Linked DNA regions of Homo sapiens: region 1 is linked to region 2. A link is an interaction called in ENCODE POLR2A ChIA-PET data of the cell type or tissue named here. Cell type or tissue: MCF 10A. All regions are shown on one strand. Links, peaks and the distances in the headings refer to the core of each region. The heading gives the core; the rest is flanking DNA. Region 1 has its middle 52 kb from the start of LINC01391. Region 2 overlaps PIK3CB (phosphatidylinositol-4,5-bisphosphate 3-kinase catalytic subunit beta).

The links. ChIA-PET counts read pairs that join two places held together with the same protein. Peaks named below come from ENCODE experiments on the same cell type or tissue, not always from the same donor. Only the 100,000 strongest peaks of a DNase experiment are listed, where the experiment ranks them.
Region 1: POLR2A ChIA-PET joins it to region 2 with 5 read pairs; 6 of 35 experiments call an interaction of 5 or more read pairs at or near these places.

Annotation. Positions count from the first base shown.
Region 1 is chr3:138,887,045-138,896,047 of GRCh38, reverse strand. It overlaps the pseudogene ATP5MC1P3. Among named protein-coding and RNA genes, the nearest start is that of LINC01391, 52 kb to the left of the region's middle. In MCF 10A, for the core only: no CTCF peak of the experiment used is centred there; no DNase peak of the experiment used is centred there.
Region 2 is chr3:138,771,213-138,780,215 of GRCh38, reverse strand. All of the region lies in intron 2 of PIK3CB (phosphatidylinositol-4,5-bisphosphate 3-kinase catalytic subunit beta), which reads left to right. It also overlaps the pseudogene GAPDHP39. Among named protein-coding and RNA genes, the nearest start is that of PIK3CB, 59 kb to the left of the region's middle. In MCF 10A, for the core only: no CTCF peak of the experiment used is centred there; a DNase peak (open chromatin) is centred at 5,515.

The sequences.
Region 1 (9,003 bases), core at 2,688-7,687, 120 kb before region 2:
AAAGTGCTGGGACTACAGGCGTGACCCACTGCACCTGGCCTGAAGTGCTTGTTTAGATATTCCAGTGTTGCTTTCAATTAGCAGTCCAGATTTCCTGTGAAAGGTCCAGGCTGGAGATAAAAATTTTCAAAATCTTAGCTTACCTTTCTCTGCTCATAAGCAACAAGAAATGTTGAAATTAGAGGGAGCCTGCAAAATTGCAACTAACAAATATCAGGAAGTATAAGGCTAACCAAGAGGGCTGGGGATGGTAGTTCATGCCTGTAATCCCAGCTACTAGGGAGGCCAAGGCAGACGCCTTACTTGTGGCCAGGAGTGCAAGACCAGCCAGGCAACAGAGCAAGATCCCATCTCCACAAAAGAATCAAAAAACAAAAATTAGGGGCCAGGCATGGTGGCTCATGCCTGTAATCCTAGAGAGGCCGAATGGGCAGGTCATTTTAGCTCAAGAGTTGGAGACCAGCCTGGGCAACATGGAAAACACCTCTCTCTGCTGAAAATACAAAAAATTATCCAGGGGCTGGGTATGGTGGCTCATGCCTGTAATCCCAACATTTTGGGAGGCTGAGGTGGGTGGATCACTTGAGATCAGGAGTTCAAGACCAGCCTGGCCAACATGGCGAAACCCCGTCTCTACTAAATATACAAAACTTAGCAGGGTATGGTGGTATGCACCTGTAGTCCCGGCTACTCGAGAGGCTGAGGCAGGATAATTGCTTGAACCCAGGAGGCAGAGATTGCAGTGAACTCCAGCCTGGGAGACATAGCAAGACTCCGTCTCAAAAAAAAGAAAAAGAAAAAGAAAAAGGCAAGCTTGGTGGCATGGGCCTGTAGTCCTGCTACTTGGGAGGCTGAGGCAGGAGGATTGCTTGAGCCTAGGAGGTTGCAGTGAGCTGAGAGGACACCACTAGCACTCCAGCCTGGGCTACAGAGGGAGACTCTGTCTCAAAAAAAAAGAAAATTAGCTGGGTGTGGTGGCACCGCCTGTTAGTCCGTGTTACTGGGGAGGCTGAAACAGGAGGATCATTTGAGCCCAGGAATTCTAGATTACAGTGAGCTATATGATCACACCACTGTACTCCAGCCTAGGCAACAGGGTGAGACCCTGTCTCTAAAAGAAGAAGAAAAAAAAGACTAACCAATATATCTAGAAATGCTGTTGTTGGCATTACCTGACAGAGTAGGCAAGTGACCTCTCTCTCAGAGATTAAATGAGATGACATATGTAAGTATACTTTATAGCTTCTAAGCTCTTGCACAGATGGGCACCATCATTGAAAGTGTCTCTAGTGGTCTTCTGCCCCATAGAGGTTTGCTGTGGGAATAATTTTACCATACTCCCCCAACCCCTACCCCAACCCCAGATGATAATGAAGCAGTGGCCTTTCTAGACCCCTTTCCTCTCCAGGTCAATATCAGTATTAAAAGCCAAATACCCTTTCTTCCTTCAACAAACTTCCTTTCCCCTCTCTTTCTTCATCTCAGTCTCTCTCTCTTCTCCTAGTTACAGAATAAAAGCTGTCATTCATATTAATGAAGACAAACAGCCTGGGGGTGGTGGCTCACGCCTGTAATCCCAGCATTTTGGTAGGCCAAGTTGGGCAGATCACTTGAGGTCAGGAGTTCAAGACCAGCCTGGCCAACAACGTGAAATCTCATCTCTACAAAAAGTAGCCAGGCATGGTGGTGTACATCTGTAATCCCAGCTAATCTGGAGGCTGAGGCAGAAGAATTGCTTGAAGCTGGGAGGCAGATGTTGCAGTCAGCTGAGATCACACCACTGCACTCCAGCCTGGGTGACATAGCAAGACTGCGTCTCAAAAAAGAAAAATAAATTAATGAAGACAGAGGGTAGGAGAAAGAGAGTAGGAAATAGGGCAGGACCATACCGAGCAATAGCTAACTTCAAATTCCTTATTAAGTGTATTTTTTTTGTTTTGAAAAATGTCTTGTTTTGTTTCAATTAAGATGTTTCCTGTCTATGTAATTATTATTTTGTTGCTTATTTTTGTTCATTACTTTTTTTCTCTCTAGATGTCTTTTTTGGCCTTGAGGTTTTTTTTTTTTTTTTTCAAATTAATTTTTTTTTTTTTTTGAGACGGAGTTTCGCTCTTGTTGCCCAATGCTGGAGTGCAGTGGCACGATCTCTGCTCACTGCAGCCCCCACCTCCCAGGTTCAAGCAATTTTGCTGCCTCAGCCTCCCTAGTAGCTGGGATTACAGGCACCTGCCACCATACCCAGGTAATTTTTGTAGTTTTAGTAGAGACGGAGTTTCACCGTGTTGGCCAGGCTGGTCTTGAACAGCTGACCTCAGGTGATCCACCTGCCTTGGCCTCCCAAAGTGCTGGGATTACAGGCGTGAGCCACTGCGGCCAGCCAGATTTAATTTTTTAGAGCAGTTTTAGGTTTACAGCAAAGTTGAGCAGAAAGTTTCCATTTATCCCCTGGCTCCTGCAAATACAAGGCCTCCTCCATTTTCTTTTCTTTTCTTTTTTGAGACAGAGTTTCGCTCTTGTTGCCCAGGCTGGAGTGCAATGGCACCATCTTGGCTCACTGCAACCTCTGCCTCCCGGGTTCAAGCAATTCTCCTGCCTCAGCCTACCAAGTACCTGGGATTACAGGCGTGCACCACCACGCCTGGCTAATTTTTTGTATATTTAGTAGAGACAGGGTTTCACCATGTTGGGCAGGCTGGTCTTGAACTCCTGACCTCAAGTGATCTGCCCACCTCAGCATATTACAGGCTGTGATTACAGACGTGCACCACCACACCTGGCTAATTCTTTGTATTTTTAGTAGAGACAGGGTTTCACCACATTGGCCAGGCTGGTCTTGAACTCCTGACCTCAAGTGATCTGCCCGCCTCAGCAGATTACAGGCGTGAGCTGCCGTGCCAGGCTTGAAATACATCTTGATTGCTTTCTGGATGCTTTTAATGTAATCTTCCTGTCTTTGATCTGCAGTTTCTCTGTGAGGAGTCTAAGTGTGGGTTATTTTTATCATTCTTGAGATTCATTGTGATTTCTGAAACAGGATTTTAGGAGTGCAAAAGGCTTACTGGAAAAAGAAAAAGAAAAAAAAGAAACAGGATATATATTTTTCAGCAATTCTGGAAAATTTCTCAGGCATTTTCCCTTTGAGTGTTACCTGTCCATTTTCTCTATTATTTTCTTCTAGAACCCCAGTTAGCCAAATGTTAGATCTTCTCACTCTATTATGCATGTTTCCTGATATCTCTTTGTTTCTCTGTGTTATATTCTGAATAATTTTGGTAGTTCTTCTAGTTTATTAATTTCTTCTTCAATTATATCTAATTTGTTTGTTAACCTTTTCATTGAGTTTTTTAATTTTTTTTTTTTTTTTTTTTTTGAGACAGAGTCTCGCTCTGTCACCCAGGCTGGAAAGCAGTGGTGCTATCTCAGCTCACTGCAAGCTCCGCCTCCCAGGTTCACACCATTTTCCTGCCTCAGCCTCCCGAGTAGCTGGGACTACAGGTGCCTGCCACCACACCCGGCTAATTTTTTGTATTTTTAGTAGAGACGGGGTTTCACCATGTTAGCCAGGATGGTCTCGATCTCCTGACCTCATGATCTGCCCACCTCGGCCTCCCAAAGTGCTGGGATTACAGGCGTGAGCCACCGTGCCCAGCCGATTAATTGTAAAAAACACATAACATAAAATTTATCATCTTACCCATTTTTAAGTGTACATACAGTTCAAGACTGTTAAGTGTATTCACATTGTTGTGCAACTGATCTCCAGAACTTTTTTTTTTTTGAGACAGGGTCTCACTCTGTCGCCCAGGTTGGAGTGCAGTGATGCTATCATGGCTCACTGCAGTTACCTCCCTGGGCTCAGGTGATCCCCTTACCTCAACCTCCCGAGTAGCTGGGACTGCAGGCTCATACTACCACACCCAGGTAATTTTTGTATTTTTTGTAGAGACAGGGTTTCACCATGTGGCCCAGGCTGGTCTTGTTTCCGGGCTCAAGGGATCTGCCCTCCTCAGCCTTCCAAAGTGCTGTGATTACAGGCATGAGCCACTATGCCCAGCCTCCAGAACTTTTTCATCTTGCAAAACTAAAATGCTATACTCATTAAATAACTCCTCAGTTCCCCCTTCCTCCACCCCATGGCAACTACTGTTCAACTTTCTGTTTCTATAAATTTAATTAATTTAATAAATAAAATTTAACTAAATTTTATTTTAGATAGTGAAATCATGCAATATTTGCCTTTTTGTGACTGGCATATTTCTTTTCTTTCTTTCTTTTTTTTTTTTTTTGAGACAGAGTCTTGCCCTGTTGCCCAGGGTGGAGTGTAGTGGTGTGATCTCGGCTCACTGCAGCCTCTGCCTCCCTGGTTTAAGCGATTCTCCTGCCTCAGCCTCCCGAGTAGCTGGGATTATAGGCACCCGCCACCAAGCCTGGCTATTTTTTTTTTATTTTTATTTTTTTTTAATAGAGACGGGGTTTCACCATGTTGGCCAGGCTGGTCTTGAACTCCTGACCTTGTGATCCACCTGCCTCAGCCTCCCAAAATGCTGGAATTACAGGCGTGAGCCACCATGCCCGGCCATGACTGGCTTATCTCATTTAGCAAAATGACTCAAGATTTACTCATGTTGTAGCATGTGACAGGATTTCCTTCCTTTTTAAGGCTGAATCATATTTCACTGTATGTATATACTACATTTTGTTTATCCATTCTTCCTTTGATGGACACTTGGTTTGCTCCCACCTCTTGGCTATTGTGAATAAGCTTCTATAAACAAGGGTGTGCAAATATTTCTTTGAGGCCCTGCTTCCCATTCTTTTGGATATATATCCAGAAGTGAGATTGCTGGGTCATAGAGTTGTTCTGTTTTTAATTTTTTAAAGGAACTTCCATGCTATTTTCCACAGTGGCTGTGCCATTTTACAGTCCCATCAACAATGCGTAAAGGTTCCAATTTCTCCACATTCTCACCAACACGTGTTATTTTCTGAATTTAGAGCTACATGAGGTTTTTTGGGTCAGAATAAAGGACAATTGCCCTGGAACAACCAACACAGGCTCTTCAACTTTTAAGTTCCTCATTTTTGAAGAAAGTTTCCAACCACCGACTTGTGGTTCATTGGTCATTGGCCAACCTGACATTCTGACTCTTAAGTGGGGAGTTTTATGGATGTGTGTGAATAACTAGTGGGACCATGTTCTCCAGCAGCTTCTGAAGATCAGAGAACAGAGAAACTTAAAGATAGAACTCCAGGCCAGGCGTGGCAGTTCACGCCTTTAATCCCAGCACCTTGGGAGGCCGAGGCGGGTGGATCACCTGAGGTCTGGAGCTCGAGACCAGCCTGGCCAACATGGAGAAAACCTGTCTCTACTAAAAACACAAAAATTAGCCGGGCCTGATGGCTGCCTGTAATCCCAGCTACTCAGGAGGCTGAGGCAGGAGAATGTCTTGAAACTGGAGGCAGAGGTTGCAGTGAGTCAAGATCATACCACTGCACTCCAGCCTGGGCAACAGAGTAAGACTCTGTCTCAAAAAAGAAAGAAAGAAAGAGAGAGGGAGAGGGAGAGGGAAGAAAAAAAGAAAGAAAGAAAGAAAGAAAGAAAGAAAGAAAGAAAGAAAGAAAGAAAGAAAGAAAGAAAGAAAGAAAGAAAGCGAGCGAGAGAAAGAAAGAAAGAAAAAGAAAGAAAGAAAAGAAAGCAGGCAGGCAGGCAGGCAAGGAAGGCAAGGAAGGCAAGGAAGGCAAGGAAGGCAAGGAAAGGCAAGGAAAGGCAAGGAAGGCAAGGAAAGAAAGGAAAGAAAGAAAGAAAGAAAATAGAACTCTGGAGGAAAGTTAGGGGAACCAGGAAGACTCCTGAGCATTAAGAACCACAGCTAATTCTTTGGGCAGATTTCCCTATTTTCTTTACATCCAAGGACAAGAATTCCTCTGCCCTGCCCAGGGAACAGAAGCCTGCTGTGCCCACTCAGAGGAAGATTCTGATCAGAGAACACATCAGCATTTAGAAAATTGCAACTTCTAAGTCATCTTGGGCAGGGTGAATGCTGTGGGCCAAGCTGGAGATGCAGGGCAGTGGGAGTGCAGACTGAAAAAATGCAGACCCCTGGGGCACTACTCATTTCTCAGGCTCTGATCTGCTGTAGTACTAGGGGTTTACTCAGGTCTGTGTCTGCCTCCTTTCTGAATAGGCCAAATAATTTATCCAAACAGCTTTCCTACGGCAGCTCTCCGCTCCACGTGGCCAGATAGGAGTTCCAGACCAGTGTTGTCTCCTGGGACATTGACACAGCAGCCAAGTTTATTGATGCTGGGGCAATCACAATTGGTTGGTTGGTTTGAGATAGGGTCTCACTTTGTCATCCAGACTGGAGTGCAGTGGCACAATCACAGTTCACTACAGCCTCAACCTCCCGGGCTCAAGCGATCCTCCCACCTCAGCCACCTGAGTAGCTGGGACTACAGATGCATGCCACCATGCCCAGCTAATTGTTTGATATTTTGTAGAGACCGGGTGTTGCAATGTACCCAAGCTGGTCGTGAACTCCTGAGCTCGAGCAATCTGCCTGCCTGGGCCTCCCAAAGTGCTAGGAATACAGGTGTGAGCCACCACACCCAACCCACGATTGTAACTGGCTCAGGGGCTGGCATAGCAATGGTGTCTGGCAACTTGATCATTCACTATGCCATCAGCCCATCTCTCAAGGAACAGCTCTTCTATGCCATTCTGGACTTTGCCCTATCTGAGGCCATGGGACTCTTCTGTTTGACAGTCACCTTCCTCATCCTCTTTGCCATGTGAAGCTCCATGGGGGTCACCTACTCACCCTTGCTGCTACAACTCCATAACATTCCTGGTGCTGGCATGTGCTGAGTTTTACCATTAAACACGTTTCTCTTTTTTTTTTTAAAAAAAAAAAAAAAGGCGGGGCAAGGGGGCGACTTTCTTGGTGGAACAAATACTGCACTGGGAATCCAGAACTTAGAACCCTAGTTTTCAGTTCTGGTGCTTTGGCTAAGAGGCTGTGTTATGTTAAGCAAACTTCCTCCAGTAATTTCCTTTTACAGAAGATACAACTAAGTTAACCTGTTTTAGACCCAAGGCTGGGACAACAGCTGTCAGAGTTTTCTGAATGCCCGTTCTGGTTCAGCTATACCTTGCTTTCTTTAGTCATCTTTATAGAGCAGTGAAAAATTCACCTTTATGATAAATGATTGTATTACCATGTGAAACTTTCCACCACAGCAAGCCAGGCAAAAATATGACTGTATATGATCCCTGCTGAAGGGAAGTATGTAGAAATAAAATGACTCTTGTACTGCAGTAGTGAGACTGTTGAGTGGGAATGTGGGCAGGACATGAGGGTTTCTTTTTTTAAAGTTTCTACAACATAGATTGTGCATGGTGTCTCACGCCTGTAATGCTAGCACTGTAGGAGGCCAAGGCAGGAGGATCCCTTGAGCCCAGGAGTTCAAGACCAGCCTACACAACATAGGGAGACCCTGTCTCTTAGAAAAAAAATAATACAGTGGCTCATGCCTGTAATCCCAACACTTTAGGAGGCCAAGGCAGGTGGATCATGAGGTCAAGAGATCGACACCGGCCGGGTGTGGTCACTCACGCTGGTAATCCCAGCACTTTGGGAGGCTGAAGCAGGCGGATCACGAAGTCAGGAGTTCGAGACCAGCCTGGCCAGCATGGTGAAACTCCATCTCTACTAAAAATACAAAAAATTAGCCGGGCATGGTGGTGTACACCTGTAATCCCAGCTATTCGGGAGGCTGAGTCAGGAGAATCATTTGAACCCAGGAGACGGAGGTTGCAGTGAGCTGAGATCACGCCATTGCACTCCAGCCTGAGCGATAGGTGAGACTCTGTCTCAAAAAAAAAAAAAAGAGATTGAGACCATCCTGGCCAACATGGTACACCCTGTCTTTACTAAAAATACAAAAATTAGCTGGGCGTGGTGGCACGTGCCTGGAGTTCCAGCTACTCAGGAGGGTGAGGCAGGAGAACCGCTTGAACCCGGGAGGCAGAGGTTGCAGCGAGCCTAGATCGCACCACTGCACTCCACCCTGGGGACAGAGCAAGACTCCATCTCAAAAAAAAAAAAAAAAAAAAAATATATATATATATATAGTAATAATAATAATAACAAAATTAAATTAAAATTTAAAAGTCACTATAACTTTGTTGTTATGTTTTCTACTTGTTGGTAATATTTAAGCACCTAGGCTGGGTAACATAGCGAAACCCCATCTCTACAAAAAAAAAACAAAAAAACAAAAATTAGCCAGGCATGGTGGCAGCACCTGCAGTACCAGCTGCTCAGGAGGCTGAGGTGGGAGGATTGCATGAGCCCAGGAGGTTGAGGCTGCAGTGACTGTGATCGTGCCATTGGACTTCAGCCTGGGCAACACAGCAAGACAATGTCTCAAAAAAAAAAAAAAGATAACACAAATTTAAAGTGATATAAAAGATATAATAGGCTGGGCATAGTGGCTCACACCTGTAATCCCAGCCCTTTGGGAGGCCAAAGCAGGCATATCACCTGAGGTCAGGAATTCGAGACCAGCCTGGCCAACATGGTGAAACCCCATCTCTACTAAAAACACAAAAATTAGGGCCAGGCATGGTGGCTCACGCCTGTAGTCCCAGCACTTTGGGAGGCTGAGGCAAGTGGATCACCCGAGGTCAGGAGATTGAGACTACCCTGGCCAACATGGTGAAACCCCCGTCTCTACTAAAAATACAAAAATTAGCCAGGCATGATGGCGCGTGCCTGTAATCCCAGCTACTCGGGAGGCTGAGGCAGGAGAATCACTTGAACCTGGAAGGCGGAGGTTGCAGTAGCTGAGATCTCGCCATTGCACTCCAGACTGGGTGTCACAGCAAGACTCTGTCTAACAACAACAACAACAAAAAGTAGGCATGTGTGGTGGCAGGCCCCTGTAATCCCAGCTATTTGGGAAGCTGAGGCAGGAGAATCACTTGAATCCGGAAGGCAG
Region 2 (9,003 bases), core at 3,542-8,541:
AGCCAAGGTGGGTGGATCACTTGAGGTCGGGAGTTCGAGACCAGTCTGGCCAACATTAGCAAAACTCTGTCTCTACTAAAAATACCAAAAATTAGCCGGGTGTGGTGATGTGTGCCTGTAATCTCAGCTACTTGGAAGGCTGAGGCAGGAGAATTGTTTGAACCTGGGAGGTAGAAGTTGCAGTGAGCTGAGGTCTCGCCACTGCACTCCAGCCTGGGCAACAGAGCGAGACTCTGTCTCAAAAGAAAAAAAAAAGTTCTCAGTGCCATTTAAATTTCAGTAGAACTTGGACCTGCATAATTCTAATTTTAGAGATTAACTTGTTTGCTGATATACTAAAGTTATCTGTATATTAGAAGAAAATATTTCTCATAAGAAATGCCCTTGGGCCAGGCATGGTGGCTCACACCTGTAATCCTAGCACTTTGGGAGGCCGAAGCAGGAGGATTGCTTGAGCTAGGGTTTCAAGACAGCCTGGGCAACAAAGCAAGACACTGTCTCTATTAAAAAAAAAAAAAATTTGGCCAGGTGCAGCGATTTCATGCTTGTAATCCCAGCCCTTTGGGAGGCTAAGGCAGATGGATCACTTGAGTTCAGGAGTTCGAGACCAGCCTGGGCAACATGGCAAAACCCCACGTCTACCAAAAATACAAAAAATTAGCCAGGCATGGTGGCATGCACCTGTGGTCCCAACTACTCGGGAGGCTTGATGTGGGAGGATTGCTTGAGCCCAGGAGGTAGATGTTGCAGTGAGCCAAGATCGTGCCACTGTACTCCATCCTGGGTGACAGAGTGACAGCCTGTCTCAAAAAAAAAAAAAAAAAAAAGAAGGCCGGGCGTGGTGGCTCACGCCTGTAATCCCAGCATTTTGGGAGGCTGAGGTGGGCAGATCATGAGGTCAGGAGATCAAGACCATCCTGGCTAACACGGTGAAACCCTGTCTCTACTAAAAATACAAAAAAATTAGCCGGGCATGGTGGTGGGTACCTGTAGTCTCAGCTACTCGGGAAGCTGAGGCAGGAGAATGGCGTGCACCCAGGAGGCAGAGCTTGCAGTATGCCGAGATCATGCCACTGTACTTCAGCCTGGGCGACAGAGCGAGACTCCGTCTCAAAAAAAAAAAAAAAAAGAAATGACATAGAGTAAGATATATATTTGGAAAATGTGTGTGTTGCTATTTTTTTTTTTGGCAGTAGAGGGGTGCTGAATACAGAGGACTTTATTGATGGTGCACTACAAAGTGGAGCTTTCTAGGCCTATCCCATTTTTCAGGGGGTCTGGCATGGAAACCGTGTCTGGGAAGGGAGATTCTCAGTGTGATGGCGGGGGACTGAGTGGGGCAGGACTGCACAGCAGCTGAGGGCCTCTCTCTTACTTACATGGTCTCACTGGGGCTGGTGGTCCAGGAGGCCATGTGCACCATAAGGTCTACCACCCTGTTGCTGTAGCCAAATTCATTGTCATACCAGGAAATGAGCTTGACAAAGTAGTCATTGAGAACAATACCAGCTCCAACATTGAAGGTGGAAAAGTTGTTATCACTGTTAGTTGGCAGAGACAACCTGGTACTCAGAGTAGCCCAGGATGCCTTTGAGGGGTCCTCCCACGCCTGCTTCACCTCCTTCATGATGTCATTGTATTTGGCAGGTCTCTCCAGATGGCAGGTCAGGTCCATGATGGACACATTGGCTGTGGGGACATAGAAGGCTATGCCAGTGAGCTCCCTGCTCAGCTTGGAGATGACTTTGCCCACAGCTTTGGCAGCACCAGTAGGTACAGGAGTGATGTTCTGGAAAGCCATTGCACCACAGTTTCCCAGATGGGCCATCAGTGGTCTTCTGGATGTCAGTGATAGTAGCATGGATGAGGTCATGATTCCTCCCATGATGCCAAAGTTGTCATGGGTGATCTTGGCCAGTGGTGCTAAGCAGTTAGTGGTATAGAAGGTTTGCTGGGAATTGCGAGGTGTTTTTTTACTTTTCATGGTTCATGCCCATTACAAACATGGGGGCATCAGCAGAGGGGGCAGAGATGATGACCCTTTCGGTTTCTCCTTTTAAATGAGCCCCAGCCTTCTACAAGGTAGTGAAGATGCCAGTGGTCTCCACAATGTAATTGTGGTGGCATCACCCAATTTGATTTTGGTGGGAATTTGCTCCTAGAAAATGGTTATGGTATTTTCATTGATGACAAGCTTGCCATTCTCAGCCTTGACTGTGCCACGGAATTTGCCATGGGTAGAATCATCATGGAACATATAGACCGTGTAGTTGAGGGCAATGAGGGGGTCCTTGATGAGACAATATCCACTTCGCCAGAGTTAAAAGCAGCCTTGGTGACCAGGTGTCTAATAAGGCCAAATCAGTTTACCTGGCTTTCACTTTCATTGTGATGTCTCAGGGATGTGATGGGTGTTACATGAGAAGATGTGGCTGTTGAATGGGAGGAACAGAAAGTGTAAATTTTTTTTTTAAGAAAAAAATGAATTATTGACTGTAGTAATTGCGTGATTTCATTCTAATAGGTCATGCTGCAATGATATATTGCTGTAACAAACCATCCCAAAACTTAGTGGTGTAAAACATTCATTTTATTATGCTCTGGTTCTGCAGTCAGGAATTGGATGGGGCACACCAGAGTCAGGTTGTCTTTGGCCCATGTTGTCTGGGCATCAGGTGGAAAAACATGACGTCTGAGGGATGGAGTCATTGAAGGCTTCTTCACTCAGAAGTTTGGCTATTGGTACTAGCAGTCAGCTGGAGTTTGTCAACACTTATCCTTGGCCTCTCCCATGTGTCTGTCCTGAGCTGTTCACTGCTTGGTGGCTACCTTCTAAGAGTGAGCATCTCACAAGCAGGTGTCTTAAGTGAGGAAATGGAAGCTGCAGCTTCTTAAACCTGGGAATTAGTAGAGCATTACCCCTGCTGTATTCTATTAGAGGTCAAGCCATCACTGAAGCCATATTCAAGGAGAGGGATCGTGCACCTGACCTCTCATCACATTTGGCAGGTCTCTCCAGATGGCAGGTCAGGTCCATGAGGGACACATTGGTGGTGGGGGCATAGAAGGCTATGCCAGTGACCTTCCTGCTCAGCTTGGAGATGACTTTGCCCACAGCCTTGGCAGGCAGCACCAGTAGGTGCAGGAGTGATGTAAAATAATTTTGTGGCCATGTTTTAAAATCATCCCAGGTTGTGACAGCAGTGCTGTTGATCGTGTAATCACAATTTTTTTAAGCTACTTTTCAATACTTTGTTAGATTATTTAGATTCTTTTTTTTTTTTTTTTTTTTTGAGGTAGAGTCTCACTCTGTCACCAACAATGGAGTGCAGTAGCATGATCTCAGCTCACTGCAATGTCCGCTTCCCAGGCTCAAGTGATCCTCCTACCTCAGCCTCCCAAGTAGCTGGGACCACAAGTGCATGCCATCATGCCTGGTGTGTTTTTGGTAAAGACAGGGTTTTACCATGTTGCCCATGCTGGGGTTTTGTTTGTTTGTTTGTTTGTTTGTTTGTTTTTTGAGACAGGGTCTCACTCTGTCGCCCAGGCTGGAATGCAGTACCACAATCACAGCTCACGGCAATGTCTGCCTCCCAGGCTCAGGCGATCGTCCCTCAGCTTCCTGAGTAGCTGGGACTACAGGTGTGTGCTACCACGCCCAGCTAATTTTTGTATTTTTTGTATTTTTTTGTAGAGGCAGGGTTTTGTCAAGTTGCCCAGGCTGGTTTCGAACTTCTGGCCTCAAGGGATCCTCTGCCTCGCCCTCTCACAGTACTCGAATTACAGGCATAAGCCACCACTCCCGGCCTTAGATTCTTAAAGCTTTCTTTCCTTGCTAATGTTTTATCCAAAACATTTTTAATCCCTTGAGAGTATTCCCATAGTTTCCAGAAGAAAAAGGTATGGGTTGGTTTTAGTAGCTACGTTCAGTCAGGAAACATTTTAAATTATTAACTGTTATACTAATGGTATGAAATGGATACTAATGTCATTTTTCTTTCTTTCTTTTTTTTTGTTGAGATGGAGTTTTGCTCTTATCGCCCAGGCTGGAGTGCAATGGTGCAATCTCCACTCAGTGCAACCTTTGCCTCCGGGGTTCAGGTGATCCTCCTGCCTCAGCCTCCTGAGTCGCTGGGATTACAGGCACACGCCACCACGCCCGGCTAATTTTTGTATTTTTAGTAGAGACTGGGTTTCACCATGTTGGCCAGGCTGGTCTTCAACTCCTGACCTCAGGTGATCCACCCACCTCAGCCTCCCAAAGTGCTGGGATTACAGGTGTGAGCCACCGCGGCTGGCCAATGTATGCTTTTTAATTTAAAAGAATGCTATATTTGAGGGTTTTGAAACGAAATATAATTTATTAGCTTATAGGGTGATGTTATAACTTAAATACAGGACAGTATCCAAAAGCTGTCCTGTTAATGCATAACAGATAAAGATTTCAGATCTTTTGGGATCTTAGACATAGTAACATGTGATTAATTATTATATTCCAAACCATGTAACTCCCAGTACTCATCCCATTATGCACAGGTCATAGGCTGGGGCAGTGAGGCAGTGAGGGGGTTTCATGACAGCAACATTGTGGTGCTGCCTCAACTTTTTAGATGACATAGCCTGATCCCCAGACACTGCAGTCCCACACCTTAAGAAGTTCAGGCGGGTACTCTGTATTTCCCTTTTCCAGTATTCCATCCTCATCCCTTCTGGTTGAGGCTCTGGGAGGTCGAGGTAAAAAACACTGCAATCATTCAGAGAACAGACATGCCTCCGCTAGTCTCTCACTAGACCTAACTGCTCTGGTACAGGCTGGATTGCAAATTGCTTCGTTTTGTTTTGTAATTACCTCATCTCCCAATCAAGTGTGTGATATGGTATCTTAAACAGAATAAGTACTTATTAAATATTCATTTCCTTGAAATTCAGTTGTTTTCCCACTTTGTCCCTCTGCAGTTTTCTTCTCTTCCTCTTTTTGATCAAGGCCTAGCACTGAGATGACATTATCAGCCTGCCTCTCTGGACTCTCTGTGTCCTCTAGAGAGAATAACCAGTGAAAGAAGACTTGGCATCAAGGACAGATACTTCTTCAGTTTTTCTTAGTCTTTTCCCTCTCAATTTACAGTCCATAGTGAGGGAGAAATGAAAGCTACACACAGAAGCATTTTGTCATTCATGGGTGGATAGCTTAGGAAGAAAATTGGTCTCCAAGGAAAAGGTTTAAAACAGACAAACAAATGATAAGTACTTGCCAGACCAAACTTAAACCATCATGCAAAGGAGTAATCCTGAAATTACTTGGGATAAATGCCAGCCTTTATTGGATGCTCTTTTAATTTTTACATATTATGACTTATTTTCAAAATGACAGCAGACAGAAATAACTAAAAGAATTCAAAGCCTGGAATAGTGCATTTTCTACAGCTGTAAGCTATTTAAAATTCTTCTCATGTTACTGTTTGCTATCCAGATGGCTTTCTGGCACTGGTTCAGTTCCTAGATGTGAGAGCTGTTGGTTAGTTACTCACCAGCACCACCACACACTTGTACAATTTGGCTCATGACTCACTCTCATTGCAATTACATGTGGGTACTCTGCTACACAAACAGTCATTCCTGATTGTCATGATGGTACTTGTAAACAAGAACCAGAATTGATTGGATACCATTTCTAGAAGGAAGATTTGTTGACATTCAAAAGCACCCACCTCAGTTAGTCTATTGGACCCATTGCCACTCATTGGAGTGAGAAACAGAAGCAGTCATCTAGACAATGAAACTTTTGTCTAAAATATATACTTGAATGATAGGTGCAAAAGTGTATCCAGTGAGCCACAATTATTTGGATATTTGCTTTGCTCCCATACTGTTACCTAAAGTGATTAAAAAACAAAACAACCCCCACCTCTTACAAAAGAAGTCAGATGGTGGTAGGAGGTTTGGGAGAGGGTTGCTATCTGAAAGAGACAAACAAGGAGTCTCCTGAGATGCTGGCAGTGTTCTTTGTCTTAACCTGGATAGTGGTTTGCTTTGCAATAGGTATTTGCTTTCCAAAAATTCATTGAACTGTACAATTACATGTTGGGTATTTTTGTTTATGCGTTATTAGCAAAAGTGTTTAAAAACAGAAAATGCTCTCCTGTAATGTAGGAGAATTCCCTTAGTTATATCTTCAAAGGCTAGAGAAGGTCTCTATGTTAATGTAGTAGATATTGGTCTTTGGTAGTCTTTGTCCTATTAATTTTATCTATTTAGGGAAATAATCATTTTTACCTTAAAACGTGGTTATTGTCAAACAGTGATTGGAATAGCTTAACACTTAATGATAGTTCCCATGTCCCAAATACTGTTCACTTGAATGGGTTTCAGCAAGGGGTGGAGAGGGTGAGGAGAGAAGACTGTGGGGATGAAATACATTTCTCCTGGAAATACATATATCCATTTGGAATAACTTATCTTGTTGATGTTAGGGGTAAACACGGTCGAACATTTAGATTAGAAAAGAGGAAGGTAGACTAAAAACTAGAAATCTGAAGAGTTTTATTAGCATTGCTTAATAAAAAATTATGTGTTTGGAAGAAGACCATTTAATTTTTAAATTTTTTTTCCATTTCAAGGACTGTATTAAGTAACTTAAAATGGCATATTTTAAAGAGGCTAGCTGTATATTTTGGAATAATAGAGTGATATGACTTTTATTAAATTTTTTTCATCAGCCCTTTTAGTTTGATGAAATAATACCAATAATGTCCTCCCTCTCCACTGAAATACCAGTGTTATGGATTATATGTCTAAATTTATCTTTATACTTTTTTTTTTCTTTGACAGTATCTCACTCACTCTATCGCCCAGGCTGGAGTGTAGTGGCGTGATCTCAACTCACTGCAACCTCTGCCTCCCAGGTTAAAGTGATTCTCCTGCCTCAGCCTCCCAAGTAGGTGGGCGCCTGACAACACGCCTAACTAATTTTTGTATTTTTAGTAGAGAAGGTTTCACCATGTTGGCCAGGCTGGTCTTGAACTCCTGACCTCAAGTGATTCGCCCACCTCAGCCTCCCAAAGTGCTGGGATTACAGGCGTGAGCCACCGTGCCTGGGCTGTGGTTTAGAAATACTAATGAACACATACATATTAAGAATAAATAGCTGGGCCTGTAATCCCAGCACTTTGGGAGGCCAAGGCAGGTGGATCTCTTGACGTTAGGAGTTCGAGACCAGCCTTACCAACATGGCAAAAACTCATCTCTACTAAAAATACAAAAAAAGTAGCCAGGCACGGTGGCAGGCAACTGTAGTCCCAGCTACTTGGGAGGTTGAGGCAGGAGAATCACTTGAACCTGGGAGGCTGAGGTTGCAGTGAGCCAAGATCACACCACCGCATTCTAGCCTGGGCAACAGAGCAAGACTCCATCTCAAAAAAAAAAAAAAAAAAAAGAGAATAAATAGCCGGGTGCTTTGGCTAATGCTTGTAATCCCAAAACTTTGAGAGACCGAGGTAGGAGGATTGCTTGAGCTCAGGAGTTCAAGCTCAGCCTGGGGAATATGTAGCGAAACCTTGTCTCTAGTAAAAAAAAAAAAAAAAAATCAAAAGAATGATGTGGGTGTGGTGGTGTGTGCTTACAGTCCTAGCTACTCAGGAGGCTGAGGTGGGAGAATTGCTGGAGCCTGGGAGGTCAAGGCTGCAGGGAACCATGATCGTGCCACTGCATTCCAGCCTGGGCAACAGAGTAAGACCCTGTCTCAAAAAAATAAATAAATAAAATAAAATAATTTTTAAAAATACAGAATAAATTGCTAAGTTCTAACCTAAGTCCTTCCTTTGGACCCACTCAAAGTGTCTGGAACAATAGAACTTTAAAAGAGTGTATAAACTGTATGCCATCATTAAAGGCACGTTGAATAAAAGAAACATTTATTTTATAGTTACTTTTGAACTGTATGAGTGTCTTTCCTTCCACCCTTAATTGCCGCGCATTAGGTTATACTTGCAGTTTTTTCTTTTAACTTTAAACACAGTTCTAATTCTAATGTGTATATTAGTTTATATTTGGATTTTTTTCATGTTATTTCTAAACATTGCCACATATTCTTGATAAACATGATTTTAAATGAGTGCACCAAGTGGATGCCATCAGGTGGGTCTGTTATTTTTTTAAATTTTTCATTTTTATATATTTTGCTTTATACATGAAACTTTTTCTGTATTCAGGTTTGTAAATAGGTACATTCCAGAACTGGAATTACCAAGTTATTCAAGGCTCAGTGCCTATTTGCAAATTTTTTTTTTTTTTTTTTTGAGACTGAGTCTTGCTCTGTTGCCCGTGCTGGAGTGCAGTTCTGCAAACAGGGTTCACTGTAGCCTCCACCTTCTGTGCTCAAGAGAAAGAGATCCTCCTCCCTCAGCCTCTCGAGTAGCTGGGACCACAGGCATGTGCCACCACACCCAGCCAATTTTTAAATTTTTGTAGAGATGGGGTCTCACTATGTTGCCCAGGCTGGTGCAGATGTTTTGTAAAAGCTGTTTAGAGTGCCATCTTTGATTTGAGAGGATAAGTTTAAATGTCATTTTATTATAAATGATATGATATATAATGTTATAGCAATTCTTTAATAATTTGTGGAATTACTTTAGAAATAGCTCTTACATATAATTATAGCAATTCGGAATAAATAATCACCTTTAGAAAATGAAGTTCTAGGGCCGGGCGCGGGTGGCTTACGCCTGTAATCCCAGCACTTTGGGAGGCCGAGGTGGGCAGATCACGAGGTCAGGAGATTGACACCATCCTGGCTAACACGTGAAATCCCGTATCTACTAAATACAAAAAATAGCTGGTTGCGGTGGCGGGCGACTGTGGTCCCAGCTACACAGGAGGCTGAGGCAGGAGAATGGCATGATCCCGGGAGGCAGAGCTTGCAGTGAGCCAAGATCGCGCCACTGCACTCCAGCCTGGGTGACAGAGCGAGACTCCGTCTCAAAAAAAAAAAAAAAAAGGCAAAATGAA